2 separate regions of the Mus musculus genome follow, and region 1 is linked to region 2. Evidence: chromatin loops called from intact Hi-C (ENCODE). Cell type or tissue: heart. All regions are shown on one strand.

What was found. A loop is a pair of places that touch in the nucleus more often than their neighbours do. Peaks named below come from ENCODE experiments on the same cell type or tissue, not always from the same donor. Only the 100,000 strongest peaks of a DNase experiment are listed, where the experiment ranks them.
Region 1: it touches region 2 in a loop (2.4-fold over the local background); 3 of 42 quality-filtered maps call a loop at or near these places.

What each region holds. Positions count from the first base shown.
Region 1 is chr8:111,912,030-111,914,529 of GRCm38, forward strand. It overlaps Tmem231 (transmembrane protein 231), which reads right to left. Exons shown (of 7, transcript NM_001033321.2): 6 at 2,460-2,500; 7 at 1-2,080. The coding sequence ends at 1,903. Gm36531 (a long non-coding RNA gene) reads left to right here and starts at 2,077. Exons shown (of 3, transcript XR_879201.2): 1 at 2,077-2,172. In heart, a CTCF peak has its summit at 1,352; no DNase peak of the experiment used is centred here; H3K27me3 peaks cover 255 bases.
Region 2 is chr8:111,676,984-111,679,483 of GRCm38, forward strand. No RefSeq gene overlaps it. Among named protein-coding and RNA genes, the nearest start is that of Mir7076, 11 kb to the right of the region's middle. In heart, a CTCF peak has its summit at 1,301 (motif pointing right); no DNase peak of the experiment used is centred here.

The DNA of each region.
Region 1 (2,500 bases), 240 kb after region 2:
TTAGAAAGTTATAAAACATCATTGAGTTCTCAGTACAATTTTTGCACAGGATAGTTTAATTTAATGCAAAGTATCTTTGGTCATCTTTCTGTGTCTTGCTATCTTTTTTCCATACAATATACTTCTGATCATGCCCCAACCCCATTTCCTTATTTTATTGAGATAGGGTCTCAAGTGTCCCCGGCTGGGCTCTAACTCAAGGATGATCCTGAATTTCTCTGCTCCTGCCTCCACCCACAATGCACCGGGGTTATAGGCTTGCACCACCATAAAGGTTTATGTGTAGCTGGGGATGGAACACAGGGCTCCAAGTGTGCCAGGCAAGCGCTCTTCCAACTGAGCCACATCTCATAACCTTTTTGAAATTGAAATCAGAGACCATTTTTTTCATGTATATCTTCAGAAAAAAAAAAAAACCCCACTCAGGCACATAATCAGCTGTGTTAAGTCGGAGAAACTAGTACCAGAGAGTTTTTCTCCCTGAATACTCAAAATAGCTTTATTTTCAAAATTCTTACTTTGCTCAGCCTGACAGAAGGATGTCTCCAAGGTAAACTGAGGCACGTGGTGAGGAGTGTTTGTGGTTAGACCTGGAGGCATGGGGGATGGGGTAGGGAAGTCCTTTCAGGGCAGGGCTAATGATGTGGCAGAGTTTTTTAGGAGAGCACACTTGCTAGGGGAAGGAACGGGGCCAAATAACAGTTTTGGATGCAGAGTAGATGTCTTTGTAGATACATACCTCTATAGATTACAGGGCTATCTGGCTAGGCTTCTTGTCACTCCTTTAATGGCCAGGCTGGCTTAGATGCTCTGCTCAGCCTCTTTCCTCACCCTCCTCATGCCTTCCCCCAGAGCCTCCCCTCTGTTAAGTACTCTGTTCCTTAATCAAGGGAACTGCAAAACAACTGAGTTTTCAGCTCAGCCTCCAAATAAACCCTGCGGTTGTCAGGCAGTGGAAGCCAATGCCAACAACAACCCCTCTGTCACCCACATCCTTTCAGAAAGGGGGAAGGCCATCAAGGAGGAGTGGCCAGGCTGTTGGGTGAGAGCCAGGGAGAAAGAACCAGTTGTTAGAAGCCCACCATCCTCCCCTGGTGCAGGGAGGGGGTAGGCGGACGGACTGAATGAAGCAGGCGCTTCTGACTCCAGCCGCCATCCCAGGGGCACAGACAGAGGGCAAGAAACAGGGCACAGAGCCAGCCGCACCAGGAACAGAGGGCCGTTCAGCTGAGCTGATGACAGACCCCCACCTATTAGCCTGAGGGCAGGTGTCTGGTCCTCCTGCCCTTAAGTTACCCGCCAGCAAGCACGCGGTTCTGAGCCGCTTGTATTTAGGTCCTGGCCTGCCCCCTTTCGGTCTCCAGTTAAGAGGCTTCAGTTCTGGAAATCAAAGTTCTGAATGGGCACTGTGTAGATACCTAGGAGTAGAATGTACTCGGGGCTTGCGTGTTTCTTGTGAGAGCCCCTGGGGAGGCTAAGAAAGCGGCTAGCTTATGATAGGAGATAGGAGTGCGCAGGGCGTCCCAGCTCAAAAGACTCTTCGCTTGACCGGAGGTGGGGCTCTTTCAAAGATGTATGAACTCACAGTAATTGTCTCCCTGAAATTCAAGGCCAAAGCAAAGCAAAGCAAAGCAAAACCAGAAACAAAACAAAACAAAACGAAAATCACAGCCTCCGGCCACCCTGAGACCTTTCCACAAACTAGTGTTTGTGGGTTCCCTCGGTGCTTTGAAGGCGTGGATTTTGTGCAGTCCAGCCCTGGAAAAACCGTTGTCTCTGAAGTGAAACATGCAGGCCTGAAAGTGTCCGGTGGGCTCTTCGCAGAAATGTTGTAAGATGGCAGGTCTCAGAAGACAGGAATGAGGTAGCCGCGGTCCCTCGGGCTCCTGACGGGGTATCTTCTCAGGATAAGTGCTCTTTCCGTATCTCTCCCTGGGGCACGGCTACAGGGATAGAGGTCACTACTTGGTTCTGAAACACGAAGATTTTGATTCTTTCAAACACCCAGAGGAAGATCAGCAGGATGCTGACATACTGGATCCAGGCGAACTTGATCATCTCCCAGAACCCTGGCTGGTAAGTACAAGGCGCTAAGGAGACTACACACGTAAGACGCCGTTACCCGGAAGGAGGCAACAGCTACACGTAAGACGCCGTTACCCCGGAGCTCAGGTCAGATGGGAAATAGAAAGAATATTTCAAATACTCTTCAGATAAAATGGATGACCAGAGATTATTAAGATATAAATATGGTTAATTCTGCCTCAGAAGAATTGCTTAGAAAGAAATAGGCACAGGAAATTGATTTTTCTTTGCTGTGGGAACGGCAGTCATTTGTGTTGGGCTGCAGCAATTTCCTATCTTGTGAGGCCCACATCTGTTCCTACTTGGGGTAGCTAAAGAAGCTCTCCTTTCTTAGTGGAAATGAGCGACCACGGGGCAGCTAACAGAAAGGATATGAAATGACTTCCGTGGGATAGCGGATGACAGCATGGATCAC
Region 2 (2,500 bases):
CCAAGACCAGGCCCTTCAGCTGTATTCTCTTTAAAAGAATGGCCAGCGGAAGGCTCTCTGCCACCCACAAAACACAGCTAGCTCCACCTCCTGCAGTACTTGTACAGGAGCCGCTGTTGTAACATCGTACCCTGGGTGAACGCAGGCGCTTCCTGGATAAGGCTTGACTGCTGGGTTTATATATTTTCAGCTGGTAGAAAGCAAGGTCACCTGAGTGGGGATGAGAGCGAGGCCTGATTAACATGGGCTGACTGGAAACAGGCAGGCCAGTCACAGCAGCCCCTAATTGGCTTGTTTGGTTTTTGTTTTGTTTTGTTTTGTTTTGTTTTTGAGACGGGATCTCTCTCTAGCCCTGGCTGTCCTGGAACTTACTATTTAGACCAGGCTGATCTCGAACATACAAAATTCCACCTGCCTCTCAAGTGCTGGGATTACAGGTGTGCACATGGTAGCCGGTATTTTTTTCCCTAGTTGTTATGTATATTTGGATGAATTTGGGAATATGAGTCTGTTTTTTCTTTTCCTTGAGTTTTTTTTCTGGTTTGAGACAGGTTCATGTTGTAACTCCAGCCTACATACCCCAGGCTGGCCTTGACTTCAGAATAGGGCACCACGTCTCCTGGAACCAGAATTACAGACAGTTGTGAGTCCCCATGTGGGTGCTCAGGTCTGGTGGAAGGGCACAGTGCTCTGAGCCATCTCTCCAGCCCCAGATTACCCTTGAACTCAGGGTAATCTGGGCTCAACTAAACCCCACTCCCCTCACCCTTCTCAGCCTCTGTAGTGCTGGGATTCCATACATGAGACACCACAACCACCCCAACTCTGCCTTCCAAGTGTAAGTTTTGTAATAGTTAAGTACAGAGCAAGTGTATTTGATGAGAAGTTATCAGGTAAATAGAGATAGATGTGTTAGAGATACAACTTATACTCAGGGTCAAAGAACTCTCTTGCAAACTATCAAATTCATAATTTCAAAATAAAATTCAAATGGTTTAATGTTGAAATGATGATATTAGAGTATATTGGAGTAAATACATTTTTAAAATTAGGTCGCCTATTTATTTTTTTTTTTCCTTTTGGTTTTTTCCAGACAGGGTTTCTCTGTGTAGCCCTGGCTGTCTTGGAACTCACTTTGTAGACCAGGCTGGCCTCGAACTCAGAAATCCACCTGCCTCTGCCTCCCCAGTGCTGGGATTAAAGGCATTCACCACCACCGCCCTGCAGGTCACCTATTTTTTGATAAAGTACAGAACTGGGTTAGAAAATGACTGCAGTTTTAATACTGACCACCAGGTGGCAACCCTATCTCAGAACTGCTATGTTCAGCCTCCGCCAGAAGGACCTTGCCTGGAGAGAAATGGACCTAGGTTTGTGTTTGCTGTTCTGGTTTTATATTAATTACACCTTACACCTGGCCTGGTTGTGATCTTTGAGGTGCCTTATTTCAAGTCTTGCTTCTTCTCTGCTTGGCCTTTCACCTTTTGTTTTACTTTTCACAAATTCCACCCCAAACCAAGGCTGTTTCATGTCCTGAGTGACTAAGTTGTCCTGGCAGCCTTCGCCTCAACGCCATACCATCAAAACATCTAATATTCTACAGGGAAGAGAAAAAGTATTGTGAAGAACTTTGAGAAATGCAGAAAGGATCCCAGCCATGCTTACCAGCAGGCTGGGCTAGTATAACTCTGGCTGCCTCACCCAGAACGACCCAGAGACAATGGAGAGGAAGCCGATTTGAACCAGGAGCTGTGGTCAGGGCTGTGGCCAGTGGCTGAGGCTGAGGCTGGGCTGTGGGAAGATCAAATGGGAAGGAAAGGGCCTGAACCTGCTGTTTCTCCTCACTCTGACACCTTGGGTAGGAGGTGCCGGCCCCAGGCCCACCTCAAACAGCTTCTTCGTCCTCAGAATACGGGGGTCAGGTGCAAGTGAGGAGCCAGGGACAATGGGAAGGACACCCCCTGATTCCCATCCTGTTCCTCCAAGTCTCCTCTGGATGTCATGAAAAGACGAAGTGTTTCCCTGGTGCTCGGGCCTGTGGGGCTCTTCCACGGGCTCACCCACCACTTCCATCTGCCTGATTCTGAGACTTGGATCCCTTCCCTCTGCTCTAGTAGAGTTATAATGAGAAAATACTTGAAAAGAAAGCCCACTCATTGGGATTACAGATTCTGTTAGAAATAGGAACATTGGTGGACGTGGGCAAGATTCAAAACAGGCAAAAATAAGCCTAGTAAACAAAAGATATTAGTGATCAAGTAATAAAAGCCATTAAAGAATCCAGTAGGGTGCTGGGAAGTGGTGGCGCACGCCTTTAATCCCAGCACTTGGGAGGCAGAGGCAGAAGGATTTCTGAGTGCGAGGCCACCCTGGTCTACAGAGTGAGTTCCAGGACAGCCAGGGCTATACAGAGAAACTCTGTCTTAAAAAAACAAAAGACAAAACAAACAAACAAACAAACAAGATCCAGATCGGAGAGAGGTGTGTGCCTTCCTTCCTC